Linked DNA regions of Homo sapiens: region 1 is linked to region 2. The links are chromatin contacts, found by Hi-C in ENCODE. All regions are on one chromosome and are shown on one strand. The core of a region is the stretch at or near the end of the contact, and the rest is flanking DNA. Distances in the headings are between cores, read along the strand shown. Region 1 has its middle 120 kb from the start of SLC38A6. Region 2 overlaps MNAT1 (MNAT1 component of CDK activating kinase).

What was found. A loop is a pair of places that touch in the nucleus more often than their neighbours do. Pooled maps may share reads with other maps.
Region 1: a loop to region 2 is called in a pooled map, with 2.7 times the contacts of the local background. The contact joins two enhancer-like sites. A Hi-C loop is called at or near these places in 3 of 37 single-sample maps with no recorded cell type and 2 of 50 pooled maps.

What each region holds. Positions count from the first base shown.
Region 1 is chr14:61,099,994-61,107,216 of GRCh38, reverse strand. No RefSeq gene overlaps it. Among named protein-coding and RNA genes, the nearest start is that of SLC38A6, 120 kb to the right of the region's middle. RefSeq lists enhancers at 2,384-3,298, 2,668-3,867, 5,131-6,047. Within about 2 kb of position 3,381, at least 22 of the 41 ENCODE cell types and tissues checked have a DNase peak (open chromatin) inside an H3K27ac peak, as active enhancers do.
Region 2 is chr14:60,843,112-60,850,324 of GRCh38, reverse strand. All of the region lies in intron 6 of MNAT1 (MNAT1 component of CDK activating kinase), which reads right to left. Among named protein-coding and RNA genes, the nearest start is that of MNAT1, 110 kb to the right of the region's middle. Within about 2 kb of position 4,629, at least 2 of the 41 ENCODE cell types and tissues checked have a DNase peak (open chromatin) inside an H3K27ac peak, as active enhancers do.

The DNA of each region.
Region 1 (7,223 bases), core at 2,132-4,631, 260 kb before region 2:
GGGTGGGGTGCCGGCTCTGCTTGCTCAGGTCCTCTGTAAGCCAGAGCGTGCGGGAGTCAGGGAGAACAATGCATCATTTTGGAAGCTGATGCTTCAGTCTGAGGCCAGGCATAGCTTGAGGGCCACAGAAATTGTTGCCTGAGGAGAGCACAGATGTGTCAGTCCTGGCACCTGCCATGCCAGGTCAAAGTTGGCCTTTGGCCTCAGCGGGTTTGGGGCTGGGGATAACCCCTGTATGCACCAGCAGAGGGCACCTTAATTGCAATCTATCCATAGGCTGGCCACTGATGTGTGTGGTGGGCATCGCAGCCTCCACTCCAGCATGGTTTTCACCCCAGAGGACCTGCATAGTCACTTCATTTCCCTTTCCAATTCAGGAGTGAGTGTGTGACCCAATTCTGGCCAAAGAAATTTACAGGGAGTCCAGGTGCAGTGGCTCATGCCTGTATTCCCAACATTTTGGGAGGCCAAGTGGGAGAATTGCTTGAGGCCAGGAGTTCAAGACCAGTCTGGACAACAGAGCAAGATCCCATCTCTATAAAAAATAAAAAAATAAGCCAGGTGTGGTGGTGCATACCTATAGGACTATCTACTGAGGAGACTGAGGGGGGAGGATTGCTTGTGTCCTAGAGTTCAAGGCTGCAGTGTGCTATGATCGCACTACTGCACTCTGGCCTGGGTGATGGAGCAAGACCTTGTCTCTATAAATAAATAAATACTTAAAAAAATGTATAGGGAAGTCTGCTGGGTGCTTTTTGAAAGCAGAATGACAATCCGTCTTCTTCCTCTGAACAATGTGTCTCAATATGATGCCTATGACTGCTGCTACTGCCATCTTGCTACTACCCAGAAGATGAAGCCAAACCTGATGCTCGCAGGACTGAGACGGAGAAAGAATGTCAGTCTTTGATGAGATAATATAGCCTCTAAAACAACCAGCCCTCAAACCACATTATTCCAATATTTCAGTTCTGTGAGACAATCAGTGTTCTAATTGTATATATAATAGGCTAAATATTAAATTATTTATATTAATATAATTATATATTACATATAATTAGATATAATACACTAAGTATAAAATATAATATATAACATATATATATATATATATTTTTTGGTAGAGATGGGGTTTCACCATGTTGCCCAGGCTGATCCACCTGCCTCAGCCTCCCAAAGTTCTAATTCTTTAAGTCCGCATCAGTGGGATTCCCATTACTTGCAGCTAAGAGCATTCTATTCAATGCCACCTGAGAGATCATTAGCTAAGCCAGGTAGACTAACTCCCTCCAGGACCTGTTGAGGACAGGCAGCCCACAAGCAGCTGAGGAGATAACTTTAACAGTTACACAAACATGTATTTTAATAGCTATGTGATTGTTTTAACAACTTTTAATTTTTAAATATAAGCAGGATGTCAAACCTATGATACAATATTTCCTTCTGAAATCTGTTATTTAAGTAAAAGCATGAATTATTTGTAAAGGAGAATATTAAGTACACTACAGTACTGATGGGGGTCAGGACACACTACACGAAAGTACGGCACCTTGGTATTTGAGGAAACAGCAGAAGCAGGAAAGTCACCGTCAGACTTTCTCCCATCTCTCTCCCTTGAAGAAGGTCATAAGACCACCGTTTGAAAGATGCCTTCCCTATATCCAGAGGAAATGAATGTCCTTATCTCTGAAGACACTGGGACACAGAGAATATGAGCAAATGGGCCTTGCCAAGTCCCCCTTCCCTGTTGATTCCCATTAGATCAAAACTTTTTGTCCTCCAGTCATACTTCTTCATGACCGGATATCCACACTTCATCAAACCTAAGCATAAAAATACACAGGTTTCCCTGTTTCTTTGGCTCTTTATTTCTGAAAGCTCCTGTGTCACATAAAATTTACATTGAATACATTTGTCTGCTTTTCTCTTGTTAATCTGTCGTTTGTTATAGGGGCTTTGGCCATGAACCTAGTGATGGGTGTAAAAGAAATATCATCTCCCCTGTAGTATAAATTATATGAAGTGAAATAATGGAATGTGACTGTCTGAAATGCTGGCCAAGTGGATCAAGGCTACTGTGGGGTTGACTGGCCAGTAAGGAGGCAGAGGAGCAGAAGCACCAAGAGCAAAGGACTTTCAATTCAGCAACTATGAATTGAGCATCTTTTATGTGCCCAGCCTGGGCCAAGTACTAGGGTTGCTGCAAAGAAGACGGTGACTCGTCTAGCGGCCCTGATGCTTCCATCTAACCAGGAAGATGGACATTAACCAAATGACTTCACAACACATTATTTAAATACAGAGGTGGTAAATCCATGTGGAAAACAGAGGGGTGTTAGGAGTGCATATAACAGAAACACCTGACTTCAACCAGAGGGAATGGAAAGGCTGTGGAGACAGAAGTGGAAAGCTGTCTGGGGCTGCCCCACATTGGCCTTGCTCAGCTCCAGGCCATCAACATCCTTAAACAGGCTTTTGCTCTGGGAAGCCAAGTAATTTTGTCCTCCCACCAGAAAACTGGCATGTTGAAGTCCTAACCCCCAGTCCCTCAGAATGTGACCTTAAGTGGAGATAGGGTCTTTAAAGAGGCAATTACGGTTAAATGAGGTCACGAGGGTGGAGCCTAATCCAACAGGAGTGTGTCCTTTTAAAAGAGGAAGACATAGACATATGCAGATGGAGGACCACATGCATTTGCAGAGAAGACAGTCTTCTGCAAGCTGAGGAGAGAGGCCTCAGAAGGAATCAACCCTGCAGACAACTTGATCTTGGCCTTCCAGTCTCCAGAACTGTGAGACAATCCATATTTGAGCCATCCAGTCTGTGGGACTTTGTTAAGACAGCCCTAGCAAACGAATATAGCAGCCTAAGTGAGGAGTTTTTGTCCTTTGCAATCGAAAGAGCCCTACTAATACTGGGAGCAAACAGGCTCCATTTTGGGAAGGGAGGATCCTGGCTGGGCCTGAAGATGTCACTGGGGCTGTCTGGGCACAGGACAGCTCCCTTTGTGTCTGTTCAGCCTCATTGTTCTTCCCATCCCCCCACACGGGGAGATTTGCAGCAGACACCCGCTTCCCTGCTGCATGGGGAGCAAGCTGGTAAGGAGAAACCCCCGCCCTGCGTGGTTATGGGCTCCCTGATGTTCTAACTGTGGATCAGTTATAACAGTCCTGCAGGGAGGAGGGGGTTTACTGCCAGGAAGAAAAACCCCAGGAACCCAGCCTTTCTGCTTCTCGGGACAGTGGGGGCCGTGGGGTGGAGTGAGATTCTCCAGCCATGACTCATGCTAGGTTTCATGAGTAAGGGAAGTTAAGAGAGTCATAATGACTGTACTGAAAAGCAGTTAAGTCCATCTTCACAGCAGCATTACACGGAATTAAAAACTGCACAATTTGATCCTATTTGCAACCACAGCTGCCATAAACTAACATATAAGCAAACTGAGCAGAGTGAACTCAGTGCCCCTGATTCAGGCTACGCATATGGGCCTGTATCCACAGTGCTTTGAGCTTCAGCAGAAAAGACCTCACCCTTCCATTCCGTTCCTATTCCTCCGAACCACTGAAATCACATGGGTGTCTGCCCTTTGGGTGGGGACACCATCAGAGCTGGCCTCTGCCAGGGGAAGAAGAATAGGGGCCTCACTGGCCAGGCCTCAGAGATTCTGAGAATGAGACTCACTGTTGTACCGGTAAGAAGAAAACCCGCAGGCTGCTGGAAAGGTGAATTATTTGTAGCCATGGCTAGAGCTGACTTCCCATTCCCACACTTCCAGCAGAAGAAAGACTTGGACAGACAGCACTGAAAAAATCCTGGAGAAGTGGCGGGCCCAACAGGGAGAAATGCAGGCTCTTTCACAGAGGACAGGAGATTGACAGGTGCTAAGTAGGGTGTGTGAGGCCCGCCAGGGGCTTGTGCCGCACACCCATAGTCAGAAGTGGAGGGAACCTCTTCCTCTCCATTAGCCAATGCTCTGGACACTGGGTATCGAGTACTTTCAATCCAGCTAGTTGGCACCATTGCTTCCATATGTGTGCTGGAATTTATTGAGTACCAAGTGTTTACAAAGTGCAATATTACCCACAGAAGAAAGCTTCAAAAACAGGAGCAGACTACTTTCGGTGGCTCTGCCTTTGACCTTTGTGCAGATCAGCAGCGGCAACTGACCTCCCTACGCCCTTTTTCAGTGGAGTAAACAAGAGGCAGGGATGGTCACAGAAAAGGGAGTTAGTCATCCAACCCCTTTAGTTGTCCCTGAGCCCACCCAAGCCCTATTTGCTTTGTGCTAACCTGGCCTCCAAAGGCAACAACCAATATTTGCTGTGTGCCTTGCCAGGGAGACATACAAAGCAGCCCATGTTGGAGTGCGAGCCAGCAGGATTTTTTTCAACCTAACTGGAGGAGACATGTGCACGTGAACTATTACCAACAGCACAGGCATTGTGGATAAGAGCCAGGTGAGGGACCTAGACTTCTGAGAACCAGGGAGAAGCCATTTGCTCTCCTACTTCCTCAAGTCACCCTTTGATGACACCCGTCCATGCCTCCCCATGAGGCCAAAAGGAGAAAACAGAGCACAATGAAAGAGACCATATTCTCTCAGCAGTCTCTACTCTCATACCTCTACCACCCTGTCCCAGAGTGGGAGGGAAACCTTGAACTGCTAAAGGAGCTCACTTCCCTTCCCTAAACAAGTCTTAACAATGAAAACCAAAACTATTTCTTGAGGGCCTACTCTGTGTCCTGCACTGTTTGGTTATTCTTTCCAATCTTCATAATAATTCTGCAATACAAGTGGTATTTCCCCATTTCACAAGTGTGAAAATACAGACAATGAAATTGTTAAGTCACTGCCAGGCAGGATGTAATGCAGGAGAGTCTGATGACAAAAGTTTCCTCCCCAGCCTGCCTTGAAATTGCTCAATGTTTCCATAATCAGTGATTACAACTCATTCGATTTCAGGAATAATAAATTTAGAGTGTGTCTGAAAAGGAGTTGAGCAGCTATAAATAAATACTTGTGTACATTCTCTTGAGCGAGATCCAGGAAATGGTCAGGAGCCACAGTTCTTCTACCTGGAATCCATTTTTCATTCAGGACACAAATCGGCAGCCTGCTGATCTCTGTGCATCACAATGCAAGGAGAGTGAGGCTGTCAGCACTGTTTCCTTGAATCCTGCTGTGCAGTGGCAATTTATTCTAGGAAGCACGCTGCAGAGCATGACCAAAAATAGAAATGCAGGTTTTGCATATTTCATTTCCTAATGCTAGTAGCACTATGACACTTTTGATAGAAGGCTGGGATGGCTGCTATGATGTATCAAACTTTATTGACACTTGATGTGTCCCAAGTTGGCTTGAAATGCCAGGTACCTCAAAGGGGACAGTTTCCTTGAGAAAAGCACTTGCTTGAGAGTCTAATATTTGAAGCACATTAGCCTCACCTGATGCATTAAGTTTCTAAACCTAAATAGGCACCAGGACTAATGTGCTCTTTAAGGCTTGGGCTGTGGTCAAGCATGTGTTTTGACTTCATGTTTTGAAACCATGAGGATAGCAAATTAAGGAGACAAAAGATTCATACAGGTCAATTCCTGACTCGGATGGTTTGGGCTGTCCATCCTGGAGACCAAGGCCCAGTTCTGACAACGGTTACATGCTGGAGGCTGACAAAGCTGAGCTACAGAGCATGCAGAGATCTTGGAGGCAGCACCCCGTCCATGCCAAGGACACACAGAAAACCAAGACTATTTGTTTCTTCTTCCTCAATTTGTTCCCACTCCGTCCCTGCTGGTGTCTGACTTGCGACCATTAGGTATGCATCCCTTTGAGTTAATGCAGACCATCACAGGTCAGCAGCTGAATAAAGGTAGTAGATTTTTCATAAACCAATTATATTCCATTTTAAAAACTGTATTTGAAATCCTTTCCCACTATTTTATTATTGTTAAAATATGCTTTCTTTTAGAAAGCATGGGTAATATTAGGTGGGAATGCATTTTCTTTTTAATGTTCTCACTTAGCAAAATAAAAAGGTATCACTTTGTCAGAGGTTACCAAAACTGGGGGGAATTCTACTGGTCTAGGAACCTCTGCATTAAGACATCATTCCCAGAAAGCTTGCATTTTAGGATGCAGACCCTGCATGGTAAGCCTGGGACAGCCCAGTGAGAATGAGCTCACAGGTTCCTTTTTCACTGAAAAATGGGAGCCCAGGTTCAGTGAGCACAGGGAGAACCCACCCACTGAAATCCCCTGGAGGTGGGAGTGGGGGCGAGGGGCACTGGGCAAAGACACACTGTGATTATTTTGATCATTTTGCTAAGGCTCCTCCTGTCTTCCTCTTCCCCAAACAAAGGGGAAAAAAAACATGAAAATAAATCCCCCAAGGAAAGAGAAAGGGAACTGGACAGGTTATGGTTTGAAAGTTTTATTATGGGTGATTTACCATCCCTCAAAAAAGATGGGTTATTATCAGGGCATCTCTTATCAGGGTTTTCTCTCTCTCCAAAATCCTGAACAAGAGGAAATTGCCTCAAAATGAAGCAAGAATGGGTCTAGATAGTATTTGCTGTTCCTCTACCTTCTCTATCTTTCGAGGCTCAAATTAATCTTCATTCTGACACAGTTCCCGGCTCCCACAGGCAGGCCCAGTGGTTCCTTCCTTGATGCACCCACAGTACTTTATCCATACCTCTAGTGTTGTCCTTCTCATTAGGTATTTCTAAATACTCTATTTTCTTCTGATTACAAAACACAAAAGTTAAAAAGCAGACCCTTTGAAATAACAATAACACTATGTGCCTGGCCCTCTTCTAAGCAGATCACAGTTATTACCCTGTTAATTCTCTCCATAACCCAGTGTCTCAGCAACCCAAGTGTCTCCCTAAATTTATAGCTGGAATCTTTCTACCTCTGATGCCTGACACAGTGTTGGCCTCAGTCAATACCTAATAAATAATTTTGAGTTTACAAGAAAGACAAGAGTTTGATTTGGATATTTCACATGTTGCCAAATTTAGGAAAATGGGTCTGTTCAGGTGACATTTGGGAGCTTTCTCTAGCTTAAAGAGCTAGTATTGTGGGCACCTTTTATTAGTCCGTTTTCACACTGCTATAAAGAAATACCCAAGACTGGGAAATTTACAAAGAAAAGAGGTTTAATTGACACAATTCTGCATGGCTTTGGGAGGCCTCAGGAAACTTACAATCATGGCATAAG
Region 2 (7,213 bases), core at 3,380-5,879:
TTGCTAGAATGGGTAACAGCAATGAAAAAGTATGTGTTATTTACCATTTCAAGGATAAAAGGCCATGCATCAGAAGTAATTACATTTGTGGATCTAATTTCTAAAATGAAAATCAATAATACAGAAATAAAAAGACTATTTTACACAGCCATATCATATCAATAATCTTCATTAAAGAAACTAAATAAGGCCAGGTGAGGTGGCCCACACCTATAATTCCAGTACTTTGGGAGGCTGAGGCAGGTGCATCACCTGAGGTCAGGAGTTTGATACCAGCATGGTCAAAATGGTGAAATCCCATCTCTACTAAAAATACAACAACTAGCCTGGTGTGGTGCCAGGCACCTGTAATCCCAGCCACTCAGGAGGCTGAGGCGGGAGAACCACTTGAACGTGAGATGGGGAGGTTGCAGTGAGCTGAGATCATGCCACTTCACTCCACACTGGGTGACAGAGTGACACCCCATTTAAAAAAAAAAAGAAAGAAAGAAACTAAGGATACACAACAGCAATATAGGACCTCCTACCGAAGAAAAAATTATTTGTTCAGTATCTAACATTATTTTCTGTATCAAATTCCTTACTGGTGGTACAATGGAAAAAGAATTATAGAATCTACAGCCATATACTCTCACTCTGATTTCCACTGTCCACCTGTGCTTAGTGATCATATCTGTAAAAAAAAGAAGGGAATTAATAATATCCACAGTGCATATTTACATGCAAGTTCACTGAATACTATAAAATGCTCTTCAGTCTTAAGATCTTATTAGTATAATAACAGACATATTAGAAATCTAGGACCACAGGCAGTTCAAAACACTTCATTATATTGACTTTAGGCGTATACTAAAAAGTCCATTCTCATTAGTAACATTCATCTTTAGAGCAGACTATAACTCAACAAGACTATCAGGATTCAGAAATTTTGAATATCTATCATTTATTGCATTAATTGTACCATTCAATTTAAATTTGCAATCCTCCAAATATATTGTTAAGCAATGATCTGTAAGAAGGAACGTTTTGTATCTTACGGAAAAGTAAGCCCCAGAAATGAAAAAATTACAGCAAAGAAATCTATAATTGTGTTTATATTACATGAGTGATTTGCTGTTTCTCCAAAATAGCATGTAAGTCAGTGATTCTCAAATGTGCAAAGTATTTCCATGTGCTTAACAAGAAAACTATCCAAAACAAACACTGTTTAAGAAATTTCTTATTATTTTATTTCCTTTCCATCTGTTTTTGTCCTTCTTTTTGGGTCCCACTCACCTTCTTTCTTTCAGTTGCCTGGCTATTGCTCACAGTAACACTTCTAAAAGAATAAGGCAACAAAATTAGATACTCAGTGGGGAACTCTAGCCCAAAATATTACTTGACAGTGACATAGTCCAGAGTTAAATATTTATAGACATTAACTCTTAAAGAGACTAATACATGTCTCAATGCAAATACTAAATATACTATGGTATCTTTTACCTAGTCTTAAAGATTATCATTCAATATTTATCAAAAGGAAAACATCTTATTAAGATTATATAGTCCTCCAGAAAAGTCAATACTTTAATTATTATAAGCCTTATTTTTATATGTGTTTTTATGTGACATATATAGAGTAAATACATCTATAGGGGATATGTTTATGAAATCCCATGAAGCAAGAAAAAAATCTGAAAGCAACAGTACATAACGCCACAACATGAAGTAAAACAAAAAAATTAACACGGTATCACCATTTCTTATAACAAAGATGCTTAAGTAGTCATTCCTCAGAGAGGTATTATTGAATTACATGGCAATAAAAGCTTGAGGAAAATTATATAAAACTTGAGGGAATCATATAAAAATAAATTCAGGCTGTAACTATTTTTAAAACACAATGAAAATCTAAACTACCAGTTCATGCTAAAGCCCAAAAAGGGTGACAAAATTAGTAAAGTTAAAGCCCTGCTGGGCCCTAAAAATACAGAAAGATGAACACAAAGAGAAAATCTTAAAAGCAGCAAAAGAGAAAATACTTATCACACACAATGGACCCTCAATGAGACTAACAGCTGACTTAGCATCAGAAACCATAGAAGTCAGAAGGTAGTGGAACGATATATTCAAACGGCTAAAAGAAAAACACTAAACCAAGAATTCTTTATCCAAATAAACTACCCTACAAAACTGAGGCAGAATAAAGACATTCCCAGGTAAAGACTGAGGAATCTGTAAAAATAGTAAAGATGTCCTGCAGGCTAAAAGGAAATGATACCAAGCAGTAACTCAAATTCTCACAAAGAAATGAAGAATACTCAAGAGGTAATTACATAGACAAATCTAAAAGACTGAATAAAAACTTTTCTCTCTTTATTCCTCTTAACAAATTTACAAAACAGCTACAAAAAAAAACCTGTAAAACTGTATGGTTAATCTTACAGCATATAAAATATAATACATATGACAATGGCACTCTCCAGGAGAGGAAAAGGAATGAAGCTATACAGAATTAAATATTCTACATATTACTAACACTGAATTAGTATTAATATGAAGTCAATTGTAATAAGTCAATATGCATATTGTAACCCTAGGTCAACCAATATAAAAACACTTAAAAATATGCATAGTAAAAAGAAAATAATTTAAATGTGCACAAGAAAATATCTATTTAACACAAAAAAGAGCAATAAATGAGGAAGAGAAGAACAAAAAGCACCATGAGAAATATACAAAACAAACATTAAACGTAAATAGCTTGAACACTATAAAAACAAAGACTATCCAAATGAAAAACATCCAGCACACATTAGAATCAAAGATATAAAATAGGTTGAAAGCAAAAGTGTGAAACAAGATAAACAATGTAAACAATAACCATAAGAGAGCTGAAGTAGCTGTACTAAAATAAAACAAGTCTTTTTTTTTTTTTTTTTGAGACGTTGTCTCACTCTTTCACCCAGGCCAGACTGCAGTGGTGCGATCTTGGCTCACTGCAACCTCCGCCTCCTGGGTTCATGCCATTCTCCTGCCTCAGCCTCCTGAGTAGCTGGAACTACAGGTGCCCGCCAACACACCCAGCTAATTTTTTGTATTTTTAGTAGAGACGGGGTTTCACCGTGTTAGCCAGGATGGTCTCGATCTCCTGTCCTCATGATCCGCCCGCCTCGGCCTCCCAAAGTGCTGGGGATTACAGGTGTGAGCCACCGTGCCCGGCAAATAAAACAAGTCTTTAAGACAAAAACTGTTACTAGAGACAAAAGCATTTCATAATGATAAAAGGGTCAATATCATGAAGATATAAAAATTATAAACATACAAAAGGAGTCTCAAAATACATGAAGCAACGCTGGACAGAATTGAGAGAGAAATAAACAATTCAACAATAATAGTCAGAGATTTCAAAACTCCACTCAATAATTGATAGACAAACTAGACAGAAAATCTGTAAGGACACAGAAGACTTCAACATAACCATCAAGCAACATGATGTAACTAACATCTAACACATTCTTCCCAAATATAGAATAAAATTTCAAGTACTTGTGGAACATTCTCCACAATAAAAAATATATTTGGCCATAACATAAGTAACGGTAAATTTTAAAAATTGGGATCATACAAAGCATGCCCTCAAACCAAAGTGGAATTAAATTAGAACAACAACCTCTAAATAATCCATGGTCAAACAAGAAATCACAAGAAAAAATTTAAAAATGTATCCAATTGTATGAATATGAAAATACAACATATTATTGTAGCAAAAGCAGTATGTAGAGGTATTATAGCTTTAAATGCCTATTTTTAGAAAAGAAGAAAGACCTCAAATAAATAACCCAAGTTTCCACCTTAAGAAATTAGGAAAAGAAGAGCAAAGCTTATAAGCAGAAGGACAACCATAAATATTAGAATGGAGATCAATGAAATGGAAATCAAAAAAAATTTTTTAAAAATTCTTAAAACCAAGGTTGATTCTTTGAAAAGATCAACAAGACTGTCACACCGCTAGGTTGATGTGCCAAGGGAAAAAAAAGAGAAGGAACAAAACTACCAAAATAAGAAATAAAAGAGTGAACGTGATCCTGACCCTACAGAAATTCAACTTAGAAGAAACTGACCAATTTCTAGGAATACTCAAAATATCAAGACAAGGAATGAAGGAAAAAGAAAAAGGAATAGGAGAATGGGGAAGGGGAGGCAAGGGGAGGAAAGGAAGAGAGGGAGGGAAAAGAGAGGAAGGAAAAAGAAACGGGGATAGAAAAAGGAAGTGTGAATAGGCTTATTATTAGTAAAGAAATTGAAACAGTATTTGGAAATCCTCTCATTAATAAAAGCCAAAACCAGATGGTTCACTGGTAAATTCCATCAAATATTTCAAGAAAAAATAATACCAATGGTTCAGAAACTCTTCTAGAAAGCAGAGGACAAGGGAATATTTTCCAAAACATTTTATGGGGTCAATATTATCCTCATACTAAAGTCTAACAAAGCCACACTAAAACAAGGATGAAGCACAAAAACTTTACACTAAGTCAAAGAAGCTAGGCTCAAAAGACTACATTTTGTATTATTCTATTTATAGAAAATGTCAAAAAAGATAACTATACAGAAACAGAAAGTAGAGAAGTGGTTGCCTAGGGCTCGGAGTGAAAGCAGAAGTAACTATCAACTATCACAAGGCATCTTCTGCAGGTGATAAACTATTCTAAAACAAGATTATGGTTGCAGATCTCTTTAATATTACTAAAAAATTATTAAATCATATGCTTAATGTGAGTGGATTTTATTGTATGTAAATTATACTTCAATAACTGTTTAAGAAAAAACCGGTTCAGTGACTAGATCAACAACATCTACCTAGACTAATCAAGATTAAAGGCAGAGTGCTGGGAATTTGCTAAAAATTAGCAGTGTAACTCTTATAGGCATTTAAAGAATTAAGAAAATATTATAAACAACTTTATGTCAACAAATACACTTTAGATGAAATTCTCAAATTCTTTGAAAAATACAACTTACTAAAAAAAATAGAGAAAAGCTGAGTAGATTTTTTAACTGAGTTTATAAAAAACCTATATACAAACAAATTAGAGTCCCAGATGGTTTCACTACTGAACCCTATAGAAACACATAAAAAAAAAACATTAATTTCATACAAACTCTTTCAAACATAAGGTAGTAGACCCCACTTTCAAGTGAAGCCAATGACGCTAACAAAACCATTGCTAGCATTACTGATAAAAACATTATATTACTCCAAAGCTAAACAAAGACATCTACAGGAAAAGTATAGAGCCATATCCCTGATGAATACAGACACAAAAATCCTTAATAAAAATATTATCAAATTGAATTCACATATATCATAACCATGTAGAATTTATCACAAGAATGCAAAGTTAATATATAAAAATGAATCAATTTAAATCACTAACAGTATAAAGAAGAAAAATGATATTTAATAAACACAGAAAAAGCACTTGACAGAATTCAACATCTACTCATAACTTTTCAAAAATTTCAGTACTCTAGAAATGGAAGGAACTTTCCTCAATCTGATGAAAGACATTCATGAAAATTCTACAGCTAGTATGACATATAATGTCAAAAGACTAAATGATTTCTCTCTTAGGTGGGGAATAAGGCACTGCAATAGGGCAAGTAACAGAAATAAAAGGCAGAGAAGTAAAACTGTCTCTAAATGCAGTTAACACAATTGTTTATATAAACAATCCTAAAAAATCTAAAAACGACTACTCAATAAGTAAAATAGAAAAGCTCATCGCACGCAAGCCCAATGTAAAAATATACATACCAGGATTAAGCAATAGAAAATGAGATTTGAAATAACTATTTCCTTGAAAAGAGCATCCCACACATAAAATACTTAGGGAAAAAAATGACAATAAGTCTAACACAAACCACTGAAAACTACAAAACATTGCTGAGATAAAGAGGCCCTAAATAAATGAAGCATACCATGTACATGTAGTGGAAGACTCAGTATTTTAGATCTTAATTCTCCCCACATTGATCTATAGATCCAATCAGAATATCAATTATACTTTTACCAAGAATTTTTGTAAAAACTGACAAACTGAATCTAAAATGTTAAGGATATGCAAAAAGCAATCTTGAAAAAGAAAAAGAATTGGAACACTTATACTACCTTAATTCAAGAATTACTATAGTAATCAAGATAAGTTATTGAAACAGAATAAGGAAAACAGAAATAGACCTAAACTTATATGCAGTCAATTGATTTTCAACAAAGGCACCAAATATGTGAAAGCAATCCAATGAAGAAAAGTATTCTCTACAAATACAACTAAATGTTCACATGCAAAAAAGAAACCCAAACAGGTACTGTATACCATACATAAAAATTAATACAAGATGGATCAGGAACCCAACTATAAATGCAAAAACTACAAAGTTTCTAAACAGGAGAATTATCGTTGTGACTTGGGGGAAGGAAAAGGTTCCTTAGATAGGACACAAAAATTACCTTAAAAGAAAAACATTCATAAATCTGACTTCATCAAAATTTATAACTTCAGTTCATCAAAAAACATTACTAAGAAAAAGAAAAAGTGAGCCACAGACAAGAGAAATTATTCATAAAACAGATGTCTGACAAAGGACTTATGTTCAACACATTGTAAAACATTTTACAAATCAATAGTAAAAGCACAAACAACTCAATTTTTTTAATGGACATAAGATTTTAATAGAGTCATCACAAAAAGAGATATAAAAAAGGCAAACGAGGCCGGACGCAGTGGCTCATGCCTGTAATCCCAGCACTTTGGGAGGCCGAGACAGGCGGATCACGAGGTCAGGAGATTGAGACCAGCCTGGCCAACACGGTGAAACCCCGTCTCTACTAAAAATACCAAAAATTAGCCGGGCATGGTGGTGGGTGCCTGTAATCCCAGCAGCTTGGGAGGCTGAGGCAGGAGAATAGCGTGAACCCGGGAGGCGGAGCTTGCAGTGAGCTGAGGTCGCGCCACTGTACTCCAGCCTGGGCGACAGAGCGAGACTCCATCCCAAAAGAAAAGAAAAAAGGCAAACGAATGAATAAAAAATGCTGAAAACCATTAGTTCTCCAGGAAATAAAAATCTAAATTACAATGAGATACTATCAATCATCACCAAAATAACTAAAATTAAAAAGATTGACAACATTAAATATGACTGAAAGTGCTAGGATTACAGGCATGAGCCA